3 separate regions of the Homo sapiens genome follow, and regions 2 and 3 are each linked to region 1. A link is an interaction called in ENCODE POLR2A ChIA-PET data of the cell type or tissue named here. Cell type or tissue: MCF 10A. All regions are shown on one strand. Each heading gives the region's core, and the rest is flanking DNA. Links, peaks and the distances in the headings are about the cores only.

What was found. ChIA-PET counts read pairs that join two places held together with the same protein. Peaks named below come from ENCODE experiments on the same cell type or tissue, not always from the same donor. Only the 100,000 strongest peaks of a DNase experiment are listed, where the experiment ranks them.
Region 2: POLR2A ChIA-PET joins it to region 1 with 5 read pairs; 5 of 35 experiments call an interaction of 5 or more read pairs at or near these places.
Region 3: POLR2A ChIA-PET joins it to region 1 with 5 read pairs; 5 of 35 experiments call an interaction of 5 or more read pairs at or near these places.

The regions. Positions count from the first base shown.
Region 1 is chr3:9,991,686-9,999,144 of GRCh38, forward strand. All of the region lies in intron 2 of EMC3-AS1 (EMC3 antisense RNA 1), which reads left to right. It also overlaps a transcript of EMC3 not described here and the pseudogene FANCD2P1. Among named protein-coding and RNA genes, the nearest start is that of EMC3-AS1, 8.5 kb to the left of the region's middle. In MCF 10A, for the core only: no CTCF peak of the experiment used is centred there; DNase peaks (open chromatin) are centred at 2,636 and 2,996.
Region 2 is chr3:10,048,795-10,053,794 of GRCh38, forward strand. It overlaps FANCD2 (FA complementation group D2), which reads left to right. Exons shown (of 44, transcript NM_001018115.3): 17 at 580-711; 18 at 3,593-3,703. Among named protein-coding and RNA genes, the nearest start is that of FANCD2, 25 kb to the left of the region's middle. In MCF 10A, for the core only: no CTCF peak of the experiment used is centred there; no DNase peak of the experiment used is centred there.
Region 3 is chr3:10,096,025-10,101,024 of GRCh38, forward strand. It overlaps FANCD2 (FA complementation group D2), which reads left to right. Exons shown (of 44, transcript NM_001018115.3): 42 at 302-448; 43 at 2,696-2,791. It also overlaps a transcript of FANCD2OS not described here. Among named protein-coding and RNA genes, the nearest start is that of FANCD2OS, 9.7 kb to the right of the region's middle. RefSeq lists an enhancer at 847-1,394. In MCF 10A, for the core only: no CTCF peak of the experiment used is centred there; no DNase peak of the experiment used is centred there.

The sequences.
Region 1 (7,459 bases), core at 570-5,569:
TCCTTTTGCAGGCTGCTGTTTTTTCCACTTCATATCAGGAATGTCTTTCCTCTGTCAAAAAATAGAGTATGGCTCAGCAGTCCCTAACCTTTTTGGCACCAGGGACTGGTTTCATGGAAGACAGTTTTTCCACAGACCGTTTCGGGGCATGATTTCAGGATGAAACTGTTCAACTTTAGATCATCAGGCACTACTTAGATTCTCATAAGGAATGTGCAGCCTAGATCCTGCGCATGTGCAGTTCACAATGGGGTTTGCGCTCCCGTGAGAATCTAATGCAGCCGCTAATCTGACAGGAGGCGGATCTCAGTGGTAATGACCACTTGACCACCCCTCACCTCCTGCTGTGCAGCTTGGTTCCTAGCAGACCACAGACTCCGTGATCCAGGAGTTGGGGACCCCTGATCTACCTTTTTCTTTTTTTTTTAAATTTTGTAATTAAAAAGTCTTTTTTAGACAGAGTCTCGCTGTGTCACCCAGGCTGGAGTGCAGTGGCACAATCTCGGCTCATTGCAACCTGCACCTCCCGGGTTCGAGTCGTTGACCTGCCTCAGCCTCCTGAGTAGCTGGGATTGCAGGCAGTTGCCACCACGACTGGCCAATTTTTTTTTGTATTTTTTAGTAGAAATGGGGTTTCACCGTGTTGGCCAGGCTGGTCTCGAACTCCTAACCTCAGGTGATATGTGTACCTCAGCCTCCCAAAGTACTGGGATTACAGGTGTGAGCCCCCACGCCCAGCCTGGCTTATCCTTTTTGATGACTATAATATTTCAAAAATTAAAATTACTCCATCATAATTTACTGAACCCTTTCCAGATTGATGGGCATTTATAGTCTTTCCAACTTTTCACAAAGTAATTTTTCTAGTAATAGTGAAAATACATACTGGAGTTGGCAAGTGATTGAATCTTTTAATAAATGTGAAGATGTTCAAAGTTACTTCTGTAGTAGTATCACTTTAATGTATATTGGAATGTATTCCTAAGAGATACCAGTGGTTAATAGTTGTGGCACTTTATTTCTTTAAAAAATATTTCTGGGTTTTGTGAAAAGTGTAGATACTACCAGGGGAGTGTGTGGAACAAATGAGCATCATCCATTGTGTGTTTTAATTAGAGGAAAAGCTGCTGTTTCATTGTAGCAAATGTACTGATTGGTTAACTGTTTTTCTATTATTGCATATTTATTGACCTGGTGATGCTTTTCATCATCTATAGCACCAATACTCAGACAAAGAAGTACATTGAAAGGGTGCTAAGAAATAAGATTCGATCAGGCTGCATTCAAGAACAGCTGCTCCAGAGTACATTCTCTGTTCATTACTTAGTAAGTGTCAGAGACTATTGATTTTTAATCTAAAACAGAAAGCTTTACAGCTCTCATGTAAAATTTCATCTTATTTCAGTCCATTGTTCAAACCCATTGAAATTTTTGAATTTTATTTTTGCATTAACATTTTAATTGTCTATCTCAATGCAGTTTGCAATTATGACAAACTAGCCTTTCGTATCCTATTCTAAGTAGCTTATAAAAACCTTGAGGGGAATAGGACCAGGCTGTAGAAACTAGTAGAAACGTAAATATGGACCTATTTGAACTATCACTCTTTGGCCATTCAAAACTGGATTTTAGGTGATAATTCCTCTGGAAATGTAAATTATTCAAACTGGAATTTATAAACTGGGAATAATGTTTTGCTGGCTGAACGTTCAGTATATTAACAGTATAGAACTTAGAAAACTGGATGGGCCAGTAGTTTGGGGTTTGGGTTAGGAGCTAATGAGAATACCTCATTGGATCTTACATTTTATATTTAGGAATAGATTTAATGTTTGTCTTATTTCATCTAGCAGTTCTTTTCTGTGTTTATTTCTGCCAGTTATATGTGTTTTGGGCTGTAATTTTCTAGACACGGAAACCATATGTAATTTTTCATTGCATTTTCCCCAATAAAGCATTATACCCAGCTTACTACTAAATGTAAGATTTTTTAAAATTATGGTATCAATAAGGAAGCTATGTTTATTAACTGGTTATTTACTCTGGGTCCATTAATGTCTATATATTGCATTATTGATAGAGCATGATCACTTCTTTTAAAAAAGTCAGTTTAGTTAGCATTGAACCTTATAGACCAACTTCAAATTATAACCAAGGTGGAACATCCCTGGGGGGTCGTGTGATTGCATGAGGAAACCGGGATTTAGAAGATCTGGCCTCCAATCCCAAATCGAGCAGATAGGAATGTACTATTAGGCTTATAACTTAACTTCTTTGAGCTTAACAGTCAATTAATATCCAAATGTGGACTCCCATTGATCCTGAGAGAAAACTCAGAATGGTGAAGGATTATTCTGTGTAAAACAAAGATTAAGATTTCTTAAGTTAAAATGAGAGTTGGGGAAGAGAAGTCTGATCTGACATTCCAAAAGGATAAGCAACTCTTAGGTTGTGTACTGTTTCCTACAGCTTCTTTTCTCTCTCTACTCTTCCCCACTCAAGGTTCTTAAGGATATGTGTTCATCCATTATGTCGCTGGCTCAGAGTTTGCTTCACTCTCTAGACTAGAGTAGAATTTCATTTGGCAGTCTCCTATACAAATAATGTGTTTATGTTTTTTGACACATACTGCCAGCAGGTATGTTGAAATACTTATTTTGGCAAGGAGGGAACAGAGGAAGGAAGAATCATCTAATGCTTATTTTTTGTTGGTTGGAACTTACTGAAGGGAAAGTAGCTCTGAACTGGGTCTCAGGAAAGCTCAATTTTACTCCCAGCCTTGATGAAATGAAGAGATTTGACTGGTGGATCTAACTCTGTGTTCTGAACTCTAAAATTCTCTTGTCTGAAATTAAGATACAGATTTGGTCTATTTCAAAACATGAGACACTTTTTTTTTTTCAAGACAGAGTTTCGTTCTTGTTGCCCAGGCTGGAGTACAGTGGCGCAATCTCGGCTCACTGCAACCTTCGCCTCCCGGATTCAAGCAGTTTTCCTGTCTCAGCCTCCTGAGTGGCTGGGATTACAGGCGCGTGCCACTATGCCCAGCTAATTTTTTGTGTTTTTAGTAGAGACAGGGTTTCACCATGTTGGCCATCCTGGTCTCGAACTCCTGAGCTCAGGTGATTCACCTGCCTCGCCCTCCCAAAGTGCTGCAATTACAGGCATGAGCCACCGTGCCTGGCCGAGACACATTTTAATAGCATATATCCAGAGAGAGAGGACTGTATTTGTGGAAAATGTTTATGAAAGCAAGTAAAGCACAGTGTCTTATTTTGTATTTGTACATATATTCTTCCTATTAGCAATGTTAAAACGCATCTGAATGGAACTTTTAAAATGAAGATTTGTAAAAAAAATTGTAAACATTTAAAATAGAGCAGTAGTTGCAGCTGACATGAGGTAGCTGTTGTAATTGAGAATTCTGTTATGACTTATGGAGTGACGGTATAAAGGGAGAATGGCATCTAAGACATTTCTGGACCCTCTTAATGTCTTAGAGACACTGTCATGATCCATGTTTGCTTGGAAACATGCAAATCTAGCCTGTACTATATGGAGAAAACCTTTAAAGCTTTTAGCTCCTTGAGTGGCATCTTTTTGAGGAATTTCAACTGATCTTGTACAACCTCAACCTAAAGGGTAAAATTTAACCCATATGGGAAAAAGAAAGAGGAAAACTACGCCCAGGAGCAAAATCAGGAGGGCTTAGGTAGAGCTCACTGATAAAATATGGGAAATAGGTCAAGACGGGATGGTCAAGTTACACTGGCATATTCCTAAATCTCCTGAAGCCAGCATTACTAGATAATAGATGATGGGACTGGGTTGATTGTGATTTTAACGAAGTAGAGATTGGAGAGGCCTCGGTGGTGAATCCCCTTAGAATGGCCATCCAGTGGCAAACAGAATGAAGCCAGCAGCCACATCCAGGTAAGAAGCAATATGTTGGGAAAGATTCTGTTTTTTGAGACGGAGTCTAGCTCTGTCACCTAGACTGGAGTGCAGTTGGCGCTGTCTCAGTTCAGTGCAACCTCTGCCTCCCGGGTTCTAGCGATTCTCCTGCCTCACCCTTCCAAGTACCTGGGACTACAGGCACGTGTCACCACAATCGGCTGATTTTTGTATTTTTAGTATTTTGTGTTTTTAAACCTCTTTACTTGAAATTTGCTGGAAAAAAAAAAAGCAAATGATAGATTTGCTGTGTAAAATAGTGGAAATGGAGTACATAGCCATAGTTCGAGCATTTTTTTATTCTTACCACAAACATTAAGTGCCTATTCTGTGCCAGGCACTGATACATTAGATCCTCTGCCCTCAAAAAGCTCTGTCTATTAGGGTAGAGATGGGTCTGTGGTCAGCTAACCATGAAACTGTTCAGGTTCTGAGTGCAGTGGGGACACAGAATTGCCTTGTTTTCTAAGAAACATCTCCATCTAATGTGAACTTCACGTGGGCTTGCTTTTGTTTGTGGATGCCATTCACTGAAAAAGCCAGGCTGTAATCCCAGCACTTTGGGAGGCCAAGGCAGGAGAATCACATGTGCCCTGGAGTTTGAGACCAGCCTGGGCACCATGGTGAAACCCCATCTCTACAAAAACATACAAAAATTAGCCAGGTGTGGTGGCACACACCTGTAATCCTAGCTACTCAGGAGGCGGAGGTGGGAGGATCCATTGAACCCAGGGAGTTGAGGCTACAGTGAGCCATGATTGTGCCACTGCTCTCCAGCCTGGGCAACAGAGTGAGACTCTATCTCAAAAATAGACACATAAATAAAAATAAAACAAAAAGAAGAGATTAGATTGGAATCATAACTTGTAACTCATTTGTATCTTTAGTGCTACCTTATGGCAGTAATTCATACTGGACTGTGACTTTGAACAACTAGTATATTTTTTATCTTCCCCCCTGCCCTTTCTTGGATCCCCAGTCAACACATTTTTTTAATTAAAAAAAATTTTGGACTAGGTAATATACATGTGTCAAAATTCAAAACATATAGAAGAGTATCCAGTGAAAAATAACTCACTTCTTCTCAGTCCTCTAGGCACCTGGTTTGTCTCCCACAGGGACAATCACTTTATAACCTTCTGAGATGTTCTGAGAATTTACAAATTTGTGTTTACCTGTAGTTTCCTTTCCCCTCTTGTTCTATATCATACCTTTTGCATTTAGCAGTTTATTTTGGAGATTGCCTTAAATCAGTAATATAAAGTTTCTTCATTATTTAATTTTTAATTTTGATATAACGTAAAATATACCATTTAAACTGTTTTTAAGGGTACATTTAGTAGCATTAAGTATATTCATAATGTTATACAACCATTACCACTATCCATTTCTAGAACTTCTGATCATCCCAAACAAACTTTGTACCCATTAGGCAATAATTTGCCATCTTCCTCTCCCCAGCCCCTAATAATCACTAATCACATTCTATCTATGGATTTGTTCATTCTAGATGCCTCATATAAATGGAATCATAACAATATGTATCCTTGTGTCTTGCTTATTTCACTTAGCATATTATTTTCTTTTCCTTCTTTCTTTTTTTTTTTTTGTTAGTAGAGACGGGGTTTCACCGTGTTAGCCAGGATGGTCTCGATCTCCTGACCTCGTGATCTACCCGCCTCGCCCTCCCAAAGTCCTGGGATTACAGGCGTGTGCCGCCACGCCCAGCCAGCATATTTTCAAGGTTCATGTATGTTGTAGCATGCATCAGAACTTCATTCCCTACTACAGCTTTAGTAATTCCATTCTTTGTTTTTGTTGTTTTGTTTTGTTTTGTTGAGACGGAGTCTCACTCTGGCCCCCACGCTGGAGCGCAGTGGCACGATATCAGCTTACCGCAACCTCTGCCTCCTGGGTTCAAGCAATTCTCTTGCCTCAGCCTCCTGAGTAGCTGTGATTACAGGCGTGCACCACCACACCCAGCTAATTTTTGTATTTTTAGTCGAGTTGGGGTTTCATCATGTTGGCCAGGCTGGTCTCAAACGGCTGACCTCAGGTAATCCACCCTCCTCGGCCTCCCAAAGTGCTGGGACTACAGGCGTGAGCCACTGCGCCCGGCCCCCATTCTTTGTTTATACCACATTTTTTTTATCCATTCATCCATTGATGGACACTTGAGTTGTTTCCACCTTTTGGCCATTTGAATAATGTTGCTATGAGTATTGGTTTACAAATATTTGTTTGAGTCCCTGTTTTCGGTTCTTTAGGGTATATAAGAGTGGAATTGCTGGATCATGTGATGAACATATGTTTACCATTTTGAGGAACCACCACCGCTTTCCATAGCAGCTGCATAATTTTACATTCCTACCACCAATGCACGTGGTCTCCAATTTCTCCATATTCTTGCTAACATTTATTTTCCTTTCTTAAAAAATGTTTTATGGCCGGGCGCAGTGGCTCACACCTGTAATCCCAGGACTTTGGGAGGCCGAGGCGGGCAGATCACGAGGTCAGGAGATTGAGACCATCCTGGCTAACATGGTGAAACCCCGTCTCTACTAAAAATACAAAAAATTAGCTAGGCGTGGTGGTGTGCGCCTGTAGTACCAGCTACTTGGGAGGCTGAGGCAGGAGAGTGGTATGAACCCGGGAGGCAGAGCTTGCAGTGAGCCGAGATTGCGCCACTGCACTCCAGCCGGGGCAACAGAGCGAGACTCTGTCTCAAATAATAATAATAATAATAATAATAATAATAATAATAATAATTTTGCTTTTAATGAATTAATAATTTAATTTTTTTTTTTATGTATAGGATCTTGCTCTGTCACCCAGGCTGCAGTGCAGTGGCGTGATCATAGTTCACTGCAGCCTGAAACTCCTGGGCTCAAGCAGTCTTCCCTCCTCAGCCTCTTGAGTACCTGGGTCTACAGGTACCTGCCACCTCTCCTGGCCCTATTTTTTAATTATAATTATCCTGATGAGTACGGAGTGATACCTCATTGTGGTTTGATTTGCATTTCCCTAATGACTAATGATGTTAAGCATCTTTTCACATACTTCTTGGCCATTTCTATATTTTTGTAGACATGTCTATTCAAGTCCTTTACCCATTTTTGTTTGTTTTGTTTTTCAGAGATGAGGTCTCACTCTGTCACACAAGTTGGAGTGCAGTGGTATGATCCTGGCTCACTGCAACCTCCACTTCCGAGGCTCAAGCGATCCTCTCATGTCAGCCTTCTGAGTAGCTGGGACCACAGGTGCGCACCATGGTGCCCCGCTAATTTTTTGCAATTTTGGTAGACATAAGGTTTCGTCATGTTACCCAGACTGGTCTCGAACTTTTGAGCTTAGGAGATCTAACCACCTCTGCCTCTGAAAGTGCTGGTGTTACAGGCACGAGCCACTGTGCTCAGCCCTTTGCCCGTTTTTAAATTGGGTTTTTGTCATTGTTGAGGTATAGGAGTTATTTATATATTCTGGATATTGATCCCTTATCAGACAT
Region 2 (5,000 bases), core at 1-5,000, 57 kb after region 1:
GTAGAGCAATAGTTGCAGCTGACATGAGGTAGCTGTTGCAGTTGAAAATGTAATTCTGTTATGACTATTATGGAGTGACAGTATAAAGGGAGAATGGCATCTAAGACATTTCTGGACCCTCTTAATGTCTTAGAGACACTGTCATAATCCATGTTTGCTTGGAAACATGCAAGTCTAGCCTGTACTATATGGAGAAAACCTTTAAAGCTTTTAGCTCCTTGAGTGCCATCTTTTTGAGGAATTTCAACTGATCTTGTACAACCTCAACCTAAAGGGTAAAATTTAACCCATATGGGAAAAAGAAAGAGGAAAACTACGCCAAGGAGCAAAATCAGGAGGGCTTAGGTAGAGCTCACTGATAAAATATGGGAAATAGGTCAAGATGGGATGGTCAAGTTACACTGGCATATTCCTAAATCTCCTGAAGCCAACATTAATGAAAACTAGATAATAGGTGATGGGTTTGGGTTGATTGTGATTTTAACAAAGTAGAGATTGGAGAGGCCTTGGGGGTGAATCCCTTTAGAATGGCCATCCATATTTTGTTTTACACTGTTCTGTTGACTCTCCCCTGTATAGGAAGTGGTTGGTGCCTTAGTGACCCATATCTGCAGTGGGAATGAAGCTGAAGTTGATACTGCCTTAGATGTCCTTCTAGAGTTGGTAGTGTTAAACCCATCTGCTATGATGATGAATGCTGTCTTTGTAAAGGTATCTTATTGGCTTCTTGTACTTTAGATATTGAATACTATAATTGGTGGGAGGTGGTGGGAAGGAGGTGAGATGATGGGCAAGTAATATAAATAAAAAGTGACTATTCTATCTATGTGTTAATTCATTCAGCAAACACTTCTTTATACCTAACCTACAGGCTAATCTCTATTCTGGGTGCTGTGAATGTAAAGTAGGCCCTTACCTTTCATGTTAAAGACTAAGACACATAAGCAAGTCACTATAAATACAACATGGTGAATTCTCTGGTAAAGTACTATAGATATAACAGAGTAAGAATAATTAAATTTAGCCTGGGAAGCTGGAGAATTCTTCAAAGAGGCAATGTGAGTGATTGCTGAAGGATGGGAATGACTGACAAGAGAAAGTATGGGAAGTGCGTTCTAGGCAGAGAAGAGTTTGAGCAGAAGCAAACTGGTGCCCAAGTCAATGGTGTGACTGAGGAATGAGAAGCAAACAAGCATGACTGGAGAATAGGATATATATGGAGAGGAATGATTGGAGGCAAGGCTGGTAAGACATAGGACAGGCCCATGTTGCAAAGAGTCTCAAATAACATGCTAAAGAGTTTCAACTTTATTTTTTAGACAATAAGGAGCTATTACTAGTTTTTACATACAGTTGACCTAATCTACTCAGCATTGAGAGATAACTCAGTAGGCTATATGATGGGTGGATTGGAGACTGCTGAAATGGTCTAAGGGAGTGAGAGTAAGGGCCAGATTTTGGTCACGGGAATGTAGAAGAAATTATGGCTTAAGAGACAATTTGGTGTTAGAATTAACATGACTTGGTGACTGTTAAGAATATGTGGCGGTCCGGGTGCGGTGGCTCATGCTTGTAATCCCAGCACTTTGGGAGGCCAAGGCGGGCAAATCACGAGGTCAGGAGATCAAGACCATCCTGCCTAACACGGTGAAACCCCGTCTCTACTAAAAATACAAAAATTAGCCGGGCATCGTGGCGGTCGCCTGTAGTCCCAGCTACTCAAGAGGCTGAGGCAGGAGAATGGCGTGAACCCAGGAGGCGGAGCTTGCAGTGAGCCAAGATAACACCACTGCACTCCAGTCTGGGCGACAGAGCAAGACTCTGTCTCAAAAAAAAAAAAAAAAAAAAAGGCTTAGAAGAGCACAGACATTTTGAGAAGGTTAAAGTTTAAGTGGCAGATGAAAGCAAATGTCCATAGAAGGAAAATGAGAAACCTGGAAGATTAATAATGTGAGCTTAAAGGATGTCAGGTAGCAAAAGCCCAGGAATGAGTTTCAAGAGTGAGGGATTGGCCGGGCACAGTGACTCATGCTTGTAATACCAGCACTTTGGGAGGCCGAGGCGGACGGATCACCTGAGGTTGGGAGTTCGAATCAGCCTGACCAACATGGAGAAAGCCCTCCTCTACTAAAAATACAAAAATTACCTGGGCATTGTGGTGCATGCCTGTAATCCCAGCTACTCGGGAGGCTGAGGCAGGAGAATCACTTGAACCCAGGAGGTGGAGGTTGCAGTGAGCTGAGATCATGCCATCACACTCCAGCCTAGGCGAGAAGAGCGAAACTGTCAAAAAAAAAAGAGTGAGGCCGGGCGCGGTGGCTCACGCCTGTAATCCCAGCACTTTGGGAGGCCGAGGTGGGCGGATCACGAGGTCAGGAGATCGAGACCATCCCGGCTAAAACGGTGAAACCCCGTCTCTACTAAAAATACAAAAAAATTAGCCGGGCGTAGTGGTGGGCGCCTGTAGTCCCAGCTACTTGGGAGGCTGAGGCAGGAGAATGGCGTGAACCCAGGAGGCGGAGCTTGCAGTGAGCCGAGATCCCGCCACTGCACTCCAGCCTGGGCGACAGAGCGAGACTCCGTCTCAAAAAAAAAAAAAAAAAAAAAAAAAAACAAAAAGGAGTGAGGGATTTATCTCCCAGTGTTGGACACTGAAAAAGTTGAAGATGGAGGCAGAGGCTATTGGCTTTGGCAATTAGGATACCTCTGGTAACCTCTGAGAGAACAGTGTTAATTGAATTATAAGGGTGGAAGCCAGAGAGCAGTAACTTGAAGACTTGGGGAATAGAGTCAATGTCGAGAAGCATCAAGGAGGAGAGAATAAAAAAAGTAGCTTGAGAAAGAAGCTGGTTGTGAGGGAGATATTTTTTAGATGAGGAGGTTTGAGATTGCTTGTAGGCTGAGAGAAAGGATTCAATAGAGAGGAAGAAATGGAGATTTTTAAAAATTAATTAAAAGTTTACAAAGCTGTTTTATTACTTTTTCCTCAGACAAACCATGAAAGGTAGTATAGCTATTATTATCACCATGTTATAGATGAGAAAAGCTGAGGCATTTCCCAAGGTCACAAAGTAAATAGTTTCCTTGTGACTCCTTCCAGATCTGTAGAGAAAGGAGAAATAATTCATTGAGTAGAAGCTGGGAAGGGATGATATGGCAAGGAATAGGGTAAAGACATAACTTTTGGTAGAATATTGTTTTCACTGAAAAAAAAGGGAAAGGTGGAGGTAAAGAATACCGAGAACTGGGAGGTGCATTAGAATGACTAAGCAGTAGATGATTAAAGCCCAGGATTGTGGTTCAGAGTGAAGAGGATAAAGAAAACTTTATGTTTCCTGATAGTTAGTTCCTAGTCTCTGATAATAAGAGATTTAGAAAGTTGTAAGAATTTTCCCAGTTTATATCCAGTCTATCAAACCTTTGGGCTCTGAGCATAGCTTTTAGAACTTGAGCTTTGAGCTTTTAAGGGAGCTAAAAAGTTTTAGATACCTGGCTATCTATGTGTGTCTCTTTTACAGGGATTTTAATTTTTTGAATTTTAAGGGAAAAATGTTAGCTGCTAGCCTCATTGTTGGCATCATTTTTTCCACAGGGCATTTTAGATTATCTGGATAACATATCCCCTCAGCAAATACGAAAACTCTTCTATGTTCTCAGCACACTGGCATTTAGCAAACAGAATGAAGCCAGCAGCCACATCCAGGTAAGAGGCAATATGTTGGGAAAGATTTTTTTTTTTTTGAGACAGAGTCTAGCTCTGTCTCCTAGACTGGAGTGCAGTTGGCACGATCTCAGCTCATTGCAACCTCTGCCTCCTGGGTTCAAGCGATTCTCCTGCCTCAGCCTCCCAAGTGGCTGGGACTACAGGCACGTGCCACCATACCCAGCTAATTTTTGTATTCTCCATCAAAAAGTGGGCGAAGGACATGAACAGACACTTCTCAAAAGAAGACATTTATGCAGCCAAAAAACACATGAAAAAGTGCTCATCATCACTGGCCATCAGAGAAATGCAAATCAAAACCACAATGAGATACCATCTCACACCAGTTAGAATGGCAATCATTAAAAAGTCAGGAAACAACAGGTGCTGGAGAGGATGTGGAGAAATAGGAACACTTTTACACTGTTGGTGGGACTGTAAACTAGTTCAACCATTGTGGAAGTCAGTGTGGCGATTCCTCAGGGATCTAGAACTAGAAATACCATTTGACCCAGCCATCCCATTACTGGGTATATACCCAAAGGACTATAAATCATGCTGCTATAAAGACACATGCACACATATGTTTATTGCGGCACTATTCACAATAGCAAAGACTTGGAACCAACCCAGATGTCCAACAATGATAGACTGGATTAAGAAAATGTGGCACATATACACCATGGAATACTATGCAGCCATAAAAAATGATGAGTTCATGTCCTTTGTAGGGACATGGATGAAATTGGAAATCATCATTCTCAGTAAACTATCGCAAGAACAAAAAACCGCACACCGCATATTCTCAGTCATAGGTGGGAATTGAACAGTGAGAACACATGGGCACAGGAAGGGGAACATCACACTCTGGGGACTTTGTGGGGTGGGGGGAGGCGGGAGGGATAGCATTGGGAGATACACCTAATGCTAGATGACGAGTTAGTGGGTGCAGCACACCAGCATGGCACATGTATACATATGTAACTAACCTGCACATTGTGCACATGTACCCTAAAACTTACAGTATAATAATAATAAAAATAAAATAAAATAGAATAAAATTAAAAAAAATTTTTTTGTATTCTCAGTATTTTGTATTAATTTTAAACCTCTTGAAATTTGCTAGAAAAAAAAAAACAAGCAAATGATAGATTTCCTAGTGTGTAGTAGTGGAAATGGAGTACATAGCCATAGTACTAGCATTTTTTTTTCTTACCACAAACATTAAGTGCCTATTCTGTGCCAGGCACTGATATATTAGATCCTCTGCCCTCAAAAAGCTTTGTCTGTTAGGGTA
Region 3 (5,000 bases), core at 1-5,000, 100 kb after region 1:
TATTGTTTAATATCAGTAAAATATATATTCAAGAATATTTTAGGTAAATTCATTGAAGATCGGCCAGTAAGAGGTTATGAAGAGGAACTAGAGGTGTTGGTGGTATGTCTTCTAGGCTTTGAATTCTTTAGCTGCCATTCTCTTTGGATTACTCTGCCAAACTATTCCTGTTTGATGGAACATACCGTTGGCCCATACTGGCAGGGCTTGTGTTCTTATTCAACATTCAAAGGTTTCTATAAGAAATGTGAAGGCATGATGATAAACTCACAAAAGATGGATGTTATTTATTTCCATTCAGATTCACCAGGACACGAGACTCACCCAACATGTGCCTCTGCTCAAAAAGACCCTGGAACTTTTAGTTTGCAGAGTCAAAGCTATGCTCACTCTCAACAATTGTAGAGAGGCTTTCTGGCTGGGCAATCTAAAAAACCGGGACTTGCAGGTAAGCCTTGGATCCTGCTAGTGATAATCCCCTACTCTTATTCTTTGTGACAGCATCAGATGGCATGTAAGGAAGGTCACCTAAGCCCTCGTCTCTCAGTAAGGCTACTTTTCTCTTAAGTCTGTGACTGTTTAACTCTTAAAGTTATGGTACATTACTCATGGGCCCTGGTCACAGGCTGCACCCCTCATCTTAGGCAGCAAGGCACCAAAACATGCCATTGATATAAACAATGCCTCAGACATAAAGGAGTCAGACCAGTACAAACCTCTCTCCACAGCTAGAGGAGCTCCTTTAAGCCCCACTGAGGGTAGATTCATAATAACATTTTTGTATAGGGACAAACATTTCTTTTGTTATTTTTTTTCCCCTAAGCCAATCTGTCTTATTCCAGAAATTACAAATTAATCTCTTATTGGGGGACCTGCCCCGATAATCACGTAGGTTCTTTTCTATTTTCCTAAGTGTCAGCTGGCTTGAGAAATAAAGGGACAGAGTACAAAAGAGAGAAATTTTAAAGCTGGGCGTCCGGGGGAGACATCACACGTTGATAGGATCCGTGATGCCCCACAAGCCACAAAAAACAGCAAGTTTTTATTAGGGATTTTCAAAAGGGGAGGGAGTGTGCGAATAGGTGTGGGTGACAGACATCAAGTACTTAACAGGGTAATAGAATATCACAAGGCAAGTGGAGGCAGGGTGAGATCACATGACCGCAGGACCGAGGCGAAATTGAAATTGCTAATGAAGTTTTGGGCACCACTGTCATTGATAACATCTTATCAGGAGACAGGGTTTTGAGATCAACAGGTCTGACCAAAATTTATTAGGCGGGAATTTCCTCTTCCTAATAAGCCTGGGAGCGCTATAGGAGACTGGAGTTTATTTCACCTCTGCAGTCTCGACCATAAGAGACAGGTACACCCGGGGGGGCCCAGTTCAGAGACCTACCCCTAGGTGTGCATTCTCTTTCTCAGGGACGTTCCATGCTGAGAAAAAGAATTCAGTGATATTTCTCCCATTTGCTTTTGAAGGAAGAGAAACATGGTTCTGTTCCGCCCGGCTCACCGGCGGTCAGAGTTTAAGGTTATCTCTCCTATACCCTGAACAATTGCTGTTACCCTGTTGTTTTTTCAGGGTGCCCACATTTCATATTGCTCAAACACACATGCTGTACAATTTGTGTAGTTAACGCAATTATTACAGGGTCCTGAGACTATATACCTCCTTCTCGGCTGACAGGATTAAGACATTAAAGTAAAGACAGGCATAGGAAATCACAAGGGTATTGACTGGGGAAGTGGTAAGTGTCCATGAAATCTTTACAATTTATGTTTAGAGATTACAGTAAAGACAGGCATAAGAAATTACAAAAGTATTAATTTGGGGAACTAATAAATGTCCATAAAATCTTCACAATCCACGTTCTTCTGTCAAGGCTTCAGCCGGTCCCTCCGTTTGGGGTCCCTGACTTCCCGCAACAATCTCTAATTTTAACTAATGAGCATTTATAAGGTTTTTTTTAGTTGTCTGATTAGCTGAAATCTTGTGTTGTTTATAATACTACTTTGGAGTTACAACATTTTTCAGATAGGGTAGTATAAGCCCTTTTCTTTCATGCTTACAATATCTGAGTCTTGTAGTCAATTATATATGAAATATATAAAACAGCACCACAGAGAATTAGCTTCCTTTCTTCACATCAACCTTATGAGGCAGATACTATTGTTTCTGCATAAAAATTGAAGCTCAGAGAAGTTAAGTAATTTACCTAATGTCATTCAACAGTGAGTGGGTGGAGCCGGAGTTTGAGTCCAAACAGTCCCAAATCCAGAGCTGATGTTCTGAAACCACCTCACCATACTGTCCTTTAGCCTCCGCATGGCCATTCGTGCTTGGTGTGATAGTGCTTAGATACCTTAAGGTATTTGGGAAATTTTAGAACCATGTTCAGCATCGACTTAGAGTCACCAATACAGTCTAGCCTTTTAAAATGTAGTGTGATACTAGCATACTAAGATGAACCTTTCGTTACATTACTTATTGTATCAGGGCCACAGACATCTCAGAAACCTGGAGTTGAGTATCCCTCCTCTAGATGCTGAATCACAAGTTGGTATCCATGTTTGCTGTGTTTTGAATGGCTAAAATATCTTCCTTTGTATTGCCTGTAAACTCAACCTTCTCCCCTATTACCCTAAATGTGATCATTATAACCCACCATTTTCTTGGTCCATTCACATTTAGGGTGAAGAGATTAAGTCCCAAAATTCCCAGGAGAGCACAGCAGATGAGAGTGAGGATGACATGTCATCCCAGGCCTCCAAGAGCAAAGCCACTGAGGTATCTCTACAAAACCCACCAGAGTCTGGCACTGATGGTTGCATTTTGTTAATTGTTCTAAGTTGGTGGAGCAGAACTTTGCCTACTTATGTTTATTGTCAAATGCTTCTATGCCCATTTCCATTCCCTCCATAACAGCTTCTGTGCTTATATAATTTTTGGGACCCAGAAGAAACAACGACACAATCTTAGAATCACTCCTGAGTATCTCGAGTTGTGGCATTTGTTATAGAGTTGACAATTTTCTGCATTATAGCCTCTCATTTTCCATGAATTCATATCTGAAACCATTTTAGAAGGGAGAAGTCATCGAAGTATTTTCTGAGTGTTGAGAAGAATGAGTTAAACCATTTAAACACATTTGAAACATACAAAAATAGAAATGTGAAAGCATTTGGTGAAAGCCAAAGCACAGAGTCAGAAGCTGCCACCTTAGAGAACTGAAATAAAAATAGAAGTTCTTACGCTTTTTTGTGGTACAGATGCTTTCGACAATTTAAAGAAAGCTAAATAAAAATGTAGACATGGCTGGCGCAGTGGCTCATGCTTGTAATCCTAGCACTTTTTGAGGCCAAGGTAGGAGGATTGCTTGAGTCCGGGAGCTCAAGGCAAAGCTGCACAACATAACAAGACCCTATCTCCACAAAAAAAATGAAAAATAAACCTGGGTGCGGTGGCTCACACCTGTAATCCCAGCACTTTGGGAGGCCGATGTGGGCAGATCACAAGGTCAGGAGTTCAAGACCAGCCTGGCCAACATAGTGAAACCCCATCTCTACTGAAAATACAAAAATTAGCTGGGTGTGGTGGCACGTGCCTGTTATCTCAGCTACTTGGGAGGCTGAGGCAGGAGAATCACTTGAACCTGGGAGGTGGAGGTTGTGGTGAGCCGAGATCATGCTACTGCACTCCAGCCTGGGCAACAGAGTGAGACTCCGTCTCAACAACAACAAAAAAGTGTACATTTATAAAATTTTGTCACAATTCAGGTAGGTTATAGACACCAAAAAGCTCAGATTTAAGAACCCCTGCTGTGGGGCCTCTGTCTGTAATGCAATTTGAGTCTGATCCAGAAAGATCATTTAGTATGAAAAGTCTGGCCTGATGGGGTGGCTCACACCTGTAATCGTAGCACTTTGTGAGGCTGAGGTGGGAGGACCGCTTAAGCCCAGAATTTCAAGACCAACCCGAGACCCCATCTCTACAGAAAAAATTTTTTTGAGCTAGCCAGGCATGGTGACGCATGCCTGTGGTCCCTGCTACACAGGAGGCTGAGGTGGGAGGGTTGCTCAAGCCCAGGAGGTGGAGGCTGCAGTGAGCCATCATCACACTCCAGCCTGGATGACAGAGCGAGACCCTGTCTCAAAATAAAAAAGTTATTTTATTTACATGGTCCCCAGTTTTATTTGTATAATATACCCCTTCTACTTTTTTCTCAGAATTTGAGGCAGACAATATCCTATTAGTTTGGTACTTTCCCCTAAGCAGATCTCTCATACTAGTATCGTAAGCCAGACAGAACAGAATTTTGTACTGGATTCCTGTTGAGATACACCAGCACAGCACTTCTTTTTTTGAGACGGAGTCTCCCTCTGTCGCCCAGGCTAGCATGCAGTGGTGCAGTCTCAGCTCACTGCAGTCTGTCTCCCGAGTTCAAGCAATTCTCCTGCCTCAGCCTTCCAAGTAGCTAGGATTACAGGTGCCTGCAACCATGCCCGGCTAGTTTTTGTATATTTAGTAGAGACAGGGTTTCACCATGTTGGCCGGGCTGGTCTCGAACTCCTAACCTCAGATGATCTACCCACCTCAGCCTTCCAAAGTGTTGGGATTACTTTGGCGTGAGCCACCGTGCACTGCCATACCACCACTTGTAATAAATATTTCATTCTATATCGAATGCCCTCTTTGTTCCTATGTCATATACATGCAGTAGAGCTGGAGGACCATAGCTTATTTAAAATTATGCAAATTGGGCCGGGCGCAATGGCTCACGCCTGTAATCCTAGCACTTTGGGAGGCTGAGGCAGGCAGATCACCTGAGGCCAGGAGTTTGAGACCAGCCTTGCCAATGTGGAGAAACCCCGTCTCTACCAAAATACAAAAATTAGCCGGGCGTGGTGGCACATGCCTGTAATCCCAGCTACTTGGGAGGCTGAGGCAGGGGAATCGCTTGAACCCGGGAGGCAGAGGTTGCAGTGAGCTGAGATCA